2 separate regions of the Homo sapiens genome follow, and region 2 is linked to region 1. A link is an interaction called in ENCODE POLR2A ChIA-PET data of the cell type or tissue named here. Cell type or tissue: MCF 10A. All regions are shown on one strand. Links, peaks and the distances in the headings refer to the core of each region. The heading gives the core; the rest is flanking DNA.

Region 1 (5,379 bases), core at 74-5,073:
TTGTATTCAGAAGCTCTCAAAAAATAGTAAGAAATATTATGTTGAAAAATATATCAAACAATGGGAAAAAGTACCTTCGTATTTTTTTCCTAGCTATTAATTGTTAAGTGGGATCTAATTAAACTAAAGAGATTCTGCACAGCAAAAGAAACTACCATCAGAGTGAACAGGCAACCTACAAAATGGGAGAAAATTTTCGCAACCTACTCATCTGACAAAGGGCTAATATCCAGAATCTACAATGAACTCAAACAAATTTACAAGAAAAAAACAAACAACCCCATCAAAAAGTGGGCAAAGGATATGAACAGACACTTCTCAAAAGAAGACATTTATGCAGCCAAAAAAACACATGAAAAAATGCTCATGATCACTGGCCATCAGAGAAATGCAAATCAAAAGCACAATGAGATACCATCTCACACCTGTTAGAATGGCAATCATTAAAAAGTCAGGAAACAACAGGTGCTGGAAAGGATATGGAGAAACAGGAACACTTTTACACTGTTGGTGGGACAGTAAACTAGTTCAACCATTGTGGAAGTCAGTGTGGCGATTCCTCAGGGATCTAGAACTAGAAATACCATTTGACCCAGCCATCCCATCACTGGGTATATACCCAAAGGACTATAAATCATGCTGCTATAATGACACATGCACACGTATGTTTATTGTGGCACTATTCACAATAGCAAAGACTTGGAACCAACCCAAATGTCCAACAATGATAGACTGGATTAAGAAAATGTGGCACATATACACCGTGGAATACTATGCAGCCACAAAAAAGGATGAGTTCATGTCCTTTGTAGGGACATGGATGAAATTGGAAATCATCATTCTCGGTAAACTATCGCAAGGACAAAAAACCAAACACTGCATGTTCTCACTCATAGATGGGAATTGAACAATGAGAACACATGGACACAGGAAGGGGAACATCACACTCTGAGGACTGTTGTGGGGTGGGGGGAGGGGGGAGGGATGGCATTAGGAGATATACCTAATGCTAAATGACGAGTTAATTGGGTGCAGCACACCAGCATGGCACATGTGTACATATGTAACTAACCTGCACATTGTGCACATGTACCCTAAAACTTAAAGTATAATAATAATAATAAAAAAGAAAAAAAATTGTTAAAGCGATTTTCTCAGGCAAAGTGCCCTGATTAACTGAATCTTCCCAACCAATGACCATGTATGCGACAAAGGACCTGGCGACTGAGCCTGTTGAAGGTCTGCTTCCCCAAGGTGTAAAGAAAGAGATTAGTTCCCCACCCCCTACTGCCTCATGGGCCTTCTCACGGCAACCATTGCTTACAAAAGGGTCTGATAATTTTATGTTTTAATGACCCCATTTCCAGCACCAAGTAGCCTGTGATTGCCCCCATTTTTCTCGGGTCATTTGCTTGGCTGCTGAGCTGACAAAGCTGCCGTAGGCCTTCAGTTTACATTCAGAATCACTGATGCGCCACAGCAGACAGCGTAGAGAATGGACTCAGCCTCATCTGAGCCCCAACATAGCTGCTGGGTGCTTGGGTCCCACAGCTGCTTTGTGAGTGAAGCCGTGCCTCAGTTTCCTCACCTGTAATATGAGGGTATTTATACCTACTGTCTTAGTTTGGGTTTCCTCTCTCCCAAGAGCAGAACCTGAGTGAAGACTTGGGAGCAGGTATATTATTTGGAAAGTGTATTAGTTTGAGAAGGCTGCTGGAACCGATGACCACAAACTGGGTGGCTTGAAATAACAGAAATGTATGTGTCAGAGTCCTGGAGGTCAGATGTCCAAACATCAAAGTGTTGGCAGAGCTATGCTCTTTCCGAAGGTCCCAGGGTAAAATCGTCCCCTGCCTCTTCCTCGGCACGCCTGGGCTTGGAGCGGCATCCCTCCGGTCTCTGCCTCCGTCGCCACGTGGCCTTCTCCGTGTCTCTGTGCGTCCCTTTCCCTCTCTTATGAGGACACTCTCATTGGATTGAGGGCTCACCCTAATCCAGTGTGATCTCATCTCCCCCCTTAATTACATCTGCAAAGATCCTGTTTCCAAATGAGGCTGTATTCTGAGGTTCTGGGTGGACGTGGAATTTTGGGGGAATGCAACTTAGCCCCAGCACAGGGCTCATGGCTCCTTTCAGGTCCTAATCCCGGACTTACCCCATGTTGACCTTTAAGACGGACTAACTTAATGGGTATGCGACTTGGACGTCCTAGGAAGGGTAAAGGGTGTGGCTGGCGCTCAGGGTTCCTTCCTCACCACTCACCCCGGCCGAAATGTCCACATAAATCATTTCCAAACGATTTGACTCCACCTTCAAGACTCAGTCCTCCCAGAAATAGGAAAGATCTTCAAGACAGCTGCGATTCTCAAGGCGATGAGGCACATGAGGATCTCTGGCTGGGGGAGGGGGCTTTACAAAGAACATCTGCCCAGGAATCCTGGGAAGGATTCAGGAAGGAGTGCTTTACCAATGAAATAATTTCCACAGTCAACTGCGGCCACTTCTGCCGAGGTTTTACAGACCTCAGGTGTGTAACTTCTGTTTTAAGCTGTGCTTAGCACTTCCCAGCAGCTCGTTGCCCCTAGTGCTTGTTTGGGGGGTGGGGGGGTGGTGTGAATGGAGAGAAGAGTAAGGTTACCAGGCTGCAGCTCCCTGAAAGGGCAAACAACCGGAATTTCACATTTCCTGGAATAAGCAGCCTGAAATGTGTGGCAGGGACAGCAAATCGAATTTGGCTCACTAGCTGAAATCCCCTGTCAGATACGTGTCTGGGCAGAGTGCTGGATTAGGGAAGATTCTGAGGCTCATCTGGGCCAAGTGGGCAGAGCTGTGATAGAGTCGCAACGTGCCACAGACATCCCCAGGGACTCCTCAGGGCATGTGCCACAAATGTGTCATCCCTGGTGAATAGCTTTTTTTAGGACAGCTTCCTAAATGTGTTGTTGCCAGACATAGGTGACAAATTTAAAACACACAAATAAACAAAGTCATAGAAATGAGCTGTTTCTATGCTATTACTCCTTTGCCATATTTCTAAAGACATCTGGTTACTCAATGTAAAACCTTGTGATTTTTGAATCATAAATTCTCAGTGGCAAGGCACTGGGTCTATTTATACTCTCTAGCTGAGTACGTGCCCGATATCAGTTGTGTAACCGGGATTACTGGGCCTGGGCCAAGCCTGAGCTAAGCTAGCTGGAGCTGGGGTGGGTGAGTAAGGAGAAATGGGGATGAGGGTGTTCTAGTTCCAGTTCTGCCCCAAAGGGCTGCTGTATCACCTTGGGTGGTTCATTCCAAGCTTTGGCATCTCAGCTTCCCCATCTCTAAAATGGGAATAATGATTCTACCCCATCCTGCGTCACAGGTTGGAGTGAGATTGTGTGAGGGGGTGTATGGAATGGAAGCATGGCCTTGGGCCGAGCCAGAGTTGTCCTTTAGAACTCATTCCTGCACACTCTGAGGGCAGTGCCATAAAAAATAAGAATGTTTGCATGAGGCGGGCATTGCCCAGGAAATCCAGCTCTGATTGTTAAAAAAGACATCTGGAAATCTCCAGGGCCTAATGGTTCTGAGGATGCCAAACAAGGAAACCAGCTAAAAAGTCAGCAATGTCCCCGGGATGGGGACAAGGAACTGCCTGCGGCCACGCCTGAGGGAGGGAGCAGCGGTTTCAGGATCTGAACTTTCACTTCCTTGACACCATCTGCAGCAGCCCAGGATGGCCCAGCCAAGGCCATCTGACCTCCTAGCCAAGCCCTGAAGGGGCCTGAGAAATCACTCAGTTAAATGTTTGCCCATTTGCTTGTTTGCTTGTTTTTGTTTTTGAGATGGAGTGCAGTGGCGTGATCTCGGTTCACTGCGACCTCCGCCTCCCGGGTTCAAGCGATTCTCCTGCCTCAGCCTCCCGAGTAGCTGGGATTACAGACGCCCGCCACCATGCCTGGCTAATTTTTTGTATTTTTAGTAGAGAGTTTCACCATGTTGGCCAGGCTAGTCTCGAACTCCTGACCTCAGGTGATCCACCCACCTCAGCCTCCCAAAGTGCTGGGATTACAGGAGTGAGCCACCACGCCTGGCCTTGTTTTGTTTTTAATGAGGAAGCAGAAGGAAAAGTCATTTTCGCCAGGATCCCAAAGCTAATTAGTAGCTGAAAGGGAACAAGGACTCCGCTTCCCAGATGCCAGGGATAAAAGAGTACACAGGGAGCCAGAGGGAGACCCCAGAAAGAACCCTCTTCTTCCCCAGCAAGAGCTGGGCTTGAGAGATGACAGGGATGTGTTATTGGTGGGTTCCTTCATAGCGAAAGGGGTTGTCACTTGAGCAGGAGGAAAAAACCTGTGAGATTTCTGTCTTTTAAATCTATTTAATCCAGTCAATAATGAAATCAGTAAGAATTCTTATGATAGTCAGAAGGGTTGGATGTTCCGGAGATCTAAGCTGTGCACGGGAGGCCACTGAATTTTCTGGTTAAAGGCTGCAGTAGATTAAGATCTATGGTATAGCAAGGGAGGGCAGTGGACAGTCTGCCCTGGTGCAGGCAATGACGGGGGACATTGTCTGCAGAGAATTTAACAACACTAATAAAACGATCTAAGCACGGCTCTACGTGTTGGCAATTCTATATAATGTTAGGGACACAGTACTCCTCCTCCAATCATCTTTTGTTGGTCTAAGTTCTAAACAGCTGTGGTTACTGTTGAGTTTAATAGTATAGCTTCCGCTTAAATTAGCACATTTTTACTGTTTATCCTTTAGTAAACATTGTATTCCACATGGAAGTTAATTTGGCTGTCAATTCACAAGCACTCCGCTACACGTGTCTGTTCCAAACAGTGGATGAGAAGTAGACAATGGGAGTGATTGTAGGCAGAGACAAGGAACTTGAATGACTTCAATTCTGTCATTCTCTGCAACCTCTGCAACCAGGCAAAAATATATTCAGACTGTCAGAATGCACCTTGAACAGGTACACCAAGCTTTTTAAAATCGTTCCTTGCAGATCAGCACGGAGAAATGTGGAGAGGGGGCTGTTACCTCCACCAGAAGAAAAGGTGATTGTCAGGGAGAAAATGGACAGTTACATAGAAAAGAGAATCAACAGTCAAAGAAGAAGTGTTGGATGAAATGATCCAAGGTGCCAGTCTTAAATTGCCAGAAGAAGTTTCAGAGGCAGTGTTTGGACACCTCAGTCAATTTTACCAGGAGCTGGACAGAACACAATGGTTTAAGTAAGTCCCTGCTTGCTGTCATTCAGCTGCTTTCCCTGATTTTTGCAGAAAACTTGAAAACCAAGTATAATAGAAACGTATAATACATTTCCCGGTGATGGTTTTCTTAGTGAAAAATGTTCAACTGTGGAGACATTTGAAAGCTGCTACA
Region 2 (5,379 bases), core at 153-5,152, 67 kb before region 1:
TTTTTACTAGATATGTAATATTCTCTCATGTATATATAAAATTATATGTTTTATATAACATGTATAATTTAAATTTAAATATATAATATAAATTTATAATTTATATATAGTTATATAATATATATTTTTATATATGTATGAGAGAATATGTATCTAGTAAAAATATAGTTGGTAAAATTTGTATCAACACAGGGAAATACAATAAGTGGAAACAATCAGCATATAAAATTGTATATATGACATAGTCAAAATGATACACAAAAATATGAGTAGAAAGAAGAAATGAGAGGGAATATACCAAAATGCTAAGATGAGTTTTAGTGCCTGGATTGCCATTTAGATTTTTGTCTTTTTCTTTCTACTTTTTTTCTGTTTTCCAAATCATCAAAATTGGGCATAATTTCTGAATAAAAAAGAATATAATTTCAAATATGGAGGAGGCATCAAGGATTTAAATTTCAAGTAGACAGTTTTTAGAGTTTAAACATTTTAGTGATTTCGTGTCTGAAGTATGTGATTGTCCAAATTGTTGGATCTTCCCCACCCCCGCCCCTGCCCCCAACCCCGCCAAGTGCCGTCAGGTCTGGCGAGTGTCTAACCACTTGGTGGCCAGTTTAAATCTTTCCCACAAACTTTCTAGTTTATGTTGTCCCATGAGCCCTGGGGCAGTTTGGATTTTTGCAGAACTGAGAATAAGCTATGAATGAAAAGAAGAAAATGGGATTATAGATTCCTTTCCTCCACTTTATGGCCAGAATACTAGGTAGCTCAGGAAGTTCTGAATCAGTCCTTTTTCTAGGCAAAGGCAGAAATCCTGGGCTTGGGTTCTTCAAGGTAGGCTAATCAGGGTGTCAGAGATTTTTGGTGTCCTTTTAACATCCAGGAATTACAGATAAGGTAAATCAAGCCACGAACACATAGGTACTCAGGCAGCGATTGGACAAATTTATGCTCTACTACAGCAGATACATTTTGCCAATGCTGGAATAAATTGGCAAGGTACTAAGGTTTACCTCTGTTTAAAATTCCTGCTTGGGAATATCTACCTTAGAATAACTGTTCATTTTAATCAGGTTAAAGGGCACCAAGGAACAATTCTAACAAACAGAATCAGATAATACTAGTAAAAAGGGAAAGAGAATATCCTGAGAAACAGAACTGAAACTTAAGTGATAGGAGGAAAATGAAACGAAACTGAAACTTAGCCAGCAAAGCTATTTAAAAAAAAAAAAAGTCTCGATCTTAACAGAGACCTAGCAGGTAACTATATATGAGCCAGTATTATCAAAAGTAAAACCAATAAATGTTGTACATTTTCCTACGTTACACTTGAAAGAAACTCTTAACCAGCAGTGTGAGCTGCATGACCTTGCTGCAGCCACTGACGTTCTCTGAGTCTCAGTTTACTCATCTGTGAAAATAGGTGTAACAGTACATGCCAGCCTCAATTAAATACAGAACTTCAGGGCTTGAGGGGGTCTTGGAGGTCATCAGATCTTGGCTCCTCCACTGGACCAGGGCCTTGGGGCTACCATGCTTACCTTGTTGGTGTAAGTGAGCTCTCGCAGCAGCCAGACATACTGCAGAGCCCATTGTGGGTGCAGGCAAACTGACTCCCAGGTCATGTGCAAGAGGCCATGAGAGAAGACAGGAGGATATTCAACCAATCTGGCTTCAGAAGGAGGCTCTGTGAGGACAGCTGAGTGGCCCAAGGTGGCTCAGACAGGGTACAAGCAATCGTCATCCTCAGAGTGGGACTCCATAGTGTGATAAAGCAGCCATGGAGCGGGGACAGGAGACAGGGACGGGACACCACCAGGGCAGGGGACCCATGCAGACAGGACCCTGAGCTCAGAAGGGCCCTAAATGTTCTGCCAACACCTTCTTGATATTTTTTCTTTTCTTTTTTTTTTTTTTGAGAAAAGGTTTCACTCTGATGCCCAGGCTGGAGTACAATGGTGCAAATACAGCTCACTGCCACCTCAACCTCCAGTAGTCCTCCCACCTCAACTTCTTTAGTAGCTGGGACCACAGGCGTGCCCCACCACGCTTGGCTAAGTTGTTTCTTCTCTTCTTTGTAGAGATAGGGCCTCACTGTGTTGCCCGGCCTGGTCTCAAACTCCTGAGCTCAAGCGAACCTCCCACCCTGGCCTCCCAGTATGCTGGGATTACAGATGTGAGCCACTGTCCTGGCGTCATGGTGAAATTCTTAATTTTGTTAAGAGACATCCCCACAATTTCATTTCATACAGGCTCTGCAAATTATGTAGCCAGTGCAGGGTACAACATCCAAGATCTGCTGAACAGAGGGCTGGAGGGGAGGGGTTGTGACACAGGGTGATCAGAAACTGCTCTGGGATGTGTGACACTTCCCAAGCCTCAATAAACGGTAGAATGGGAATAGACTGCTTCCTGGCCCCTCAGGACTGGCTTAGCCATGAAGGACTAACCTGGATGTTCTTGGGGACTGTGGTTGATTCCCATGGAGGCAGCTCCACAGAGGTCCTGGGCTCAAGTGTGGTACCTGAGAGAGGGTCAAGAGTCTGGTGGTTGTTGTCATTTTAAAATTTATTCTATTTTATTGATGTAAAGTTCACTCAACATAAAATTAACTAAAACCTGAAGGTAGCTTTTTACAATATTTTAAATAGTTTTGTGCACGAAACAAAGTTTGTGATAAGTATTTTTGTGTGGAATTTACCACTTGTGGCATCATATCAGCATTCAAAAAGTTTCAGATTTTGATGATGAGTCGAAAATGCATTTAATACACCTAACCTACCAAGCATCAGAGCTTAGCCTAGCCTGCCTTAAACCATGCTAAGAACATTTACATTAGTCTACAGACGGGCAGAATCTTCTGTAACACAGTTGATGTAGTTTGGATATTTGTCCTCTCCAAACCTCATGTTGAAATTGGCCAGGCACAGTCGTTCATGCCTGTAATCCCACCACTTTGGGAGGCCGAGGCGGGCGGATCACGAGGTCAGGAGTTCGAGACCAGCCTGACCAACATGGGGAAACCTCGTCTCTGCTAAAAATACAAAAATTAGCTGGGCATGGTGGCACGCGCCTGGAATCCCAGCTACTCAGGAGGCTGAGGCAGGAGAATCGCTTGAACCCGGGAGGCGGAGGTTGCAGCACTCCAGCCTGGGAACAGAGTGAGACTCCGTCTCAAAAAAATAATTATTAAAAAAAAAAAAAAAAAAAAGAGGGAGAAATTTGACCCTGTGTTGGAGGCGGGGCCTGGTGAGAGGCGTTTGGGTGGAGGTGGGGCCTGGTGAGAGGTGTTTGGGTCAGGGAGGTGGGTCCCTCATGAATGGCTTGGGTCCTGTCCTTGTCCTCACAGTAATGACTGAGTTCCTTTTCTACCGGTTCCTGCAACCAGACGGAGTTTCGCTTTTGGCGCCCAGGCTGGAGTGCGGTGGGCAATCTCGGCTCACTGCAATCTCCGATTTCCGGTTTCAGGCGATTCTCCTGCCTCAGCCTCCCGAGTAGCTGGGATTACAGGCGCCCACCACCATGCCCCGCTAATTTTTGTATTTTTAGTAGAAACAGGGTTTCACCATGTTCACCAAGCTGGTCTCAAACTGCTGACCTCGTGATCCGCCCGCCTCGGCCTCCCAAAGTGCTGGGATTACAGGCGTGAGCCACTGCGCCCGGCCTCTTGCAACATTTGACTGTTAAAAAGAGCCTGACACCTCCTTCCCTCCCTCCTCCTCCCACTCTAGCCAAGCGATGCTTTATCTCCTTCCCCTTCCGCTATGATCACAAGTTTCCTGAGGTCCTCATCAGAAGCAGATGTTGGCAGCGGGCTTCTTGTGTACCCTGCAGAATTGTGAGCCAAATAAATCTCTTTTCTTTATAATTTTTTTTTAAAGGCCGGATGTGGTGGCTCACGCCTGTAATCCCAGCACTTTGAGAGGCCGAGGCAGGCGGATCACGAGGTCAGGAGTTTCAGACCAGACTGGCCAACATGGTAAAACCCCGTCTCTACTAAAAATACAAAAATTAGCTGGGCGTGGTGGCGGGCGCCTCTAGTCCCAGCTACTCTGGAGGCTGAGGCAGGAAAATCCCTTGAAACTGGAAGGCAGAGGTTGCGGTGAGTCGAGATCGCACCACTGCACTCCAACCTGGGCGAAAAAGCGAAACTCCATCCCCCCCACCCCCCAAAAAAGTTTCAGAGTTTGGAGCATTTCAGATTTTAGATTTTCGGATTAGGGATGTTCAACTGTGTAGAATTCAGTTGTATTTGGTGCGTTCACTGTACTGCGCAACAATCCGCTGTAGCTTGCTCCAAAGCATTTGTGTGACCTGAAAGGAAATCCTGTACCCATGAAGCACTCACTCCCCACTCCCCTCCTCTCTTCAATCCCTGCCAACAGCTAAAGTATTTTTGTCTCTGTGGGATTTACCTCTTCCCAATATGCCATACAAATGCAATCCTACAATCAATGACATTTGGTGTCTGTCGTCTCACTTCTCATACTGTTTTTGAGTTCATCCCCATGGTAGAATGAAGCATGTAGCATTGCGGTATTATGGCTGAATTATATCCCATGGTAGGTGCCTACCACGTTTTATTTATCTGTTGACGGGCATGTGGGTTGCTTTGCCTTTTGGCTATTGTGAATGGTGGTGCTATGCATATTACTGTACAATTATTTGAGTACCTGTTTTCCGGTTTTTTGAGGTATATACCCAGGATGTTAAATCGTATGATAATTCTGTATACCTTTTTGAGGAACTACCAAACTGTTTTCCACAAGGGCTACATCACTTCACAATGGTTCTAACTTCTCAATATCCTCGCCAATACTTGTTACTTTCTGTTATTTTCATTTTTATTTTTTGGACGGAGTCTCGCTCTGTCGCCCAGGCTGGAGTGCAGTGGCGCGATCTCAGCTCATTGCAAGCTCCGCCTCCTGGGTTCACGCCATTCTCCTGCCTCAGCCTCCCGAGTACCTGGGACTACAGGCACCTGCCACCACGCCTGGCTAATTTTTTGTATTTTTAGGAGAGACAGGGTTTCACCTTGTTAGCCAGGATGGTCTTGATTTCCTGACCTCGTGATCCACTGGCCTCGGCCTCCCAAAGTGCTGGGATTACAGGCGTGAACCACCGCGCCCAGCCCCTATTTTCTGTTTCCCTCCCCCCACCCAACTGTAGCCATCCTCCTCATGTGTATGAAGTGTATTTTATTGTGGTTTTGATTTGCATTTCCCTAATGACTAATGGTGTTGTATCTTTTCATGTGCTTGTTGGTCATTTATATATCTCCTTTGGAGAAATGTCCATTCAAGTCCTTTGCTTATTTTTGAATTTGATTGTGTTTTTTATCATTGAGTTTTTTTTTTTTTTTCCTTAGATGGAGTTTCA

Evidence for each region. ChIA-PET counts read pairs that join two places held together with the same protein. Peaks named below come from ENCODE experiments on the same cell type or tissue, not always from the same donor. Only the 100,000 strongest peaks of a DNase experiment are listed, where the experiment ranks them.
Region 2: POLR2A ChIA-PET joins it to region 1 with 11 read pairs; 9 of 35 experiments call an interaction of 5 or more read pairs at or near these places.

What each region holds. Positions count from the first base shown.
Region 1 is chr18:62,435,077-62,440,455 of GRCh38, reverse strand. No RefSeq gene overlaps it. Among named protein-coding and RNA genes, the nearest start is that of ZCCHC2, 85 kb to the left of the region's middle. In MCF 10A, for the core only: no CTCF peak of the experiment used is centred there; DNase peaks (open chromatin) are centred at 2,275, 2,795 and 3,155.
Region 2 is chr18:62,502,244-62,507,622 of GRCh38, reverse strand. No RefSeq gene overlaps it. Among named protein-coding and RNA genes, the nearest start is that of ZCCHC2, 18 kb to the left of the region's middle. RefSeq lists an enhancer at 1,066-1,315. In MCF 10A, for the core only: no CTCF peak of the experiment used is centred there; no DNase peak of the experiment used is centred there.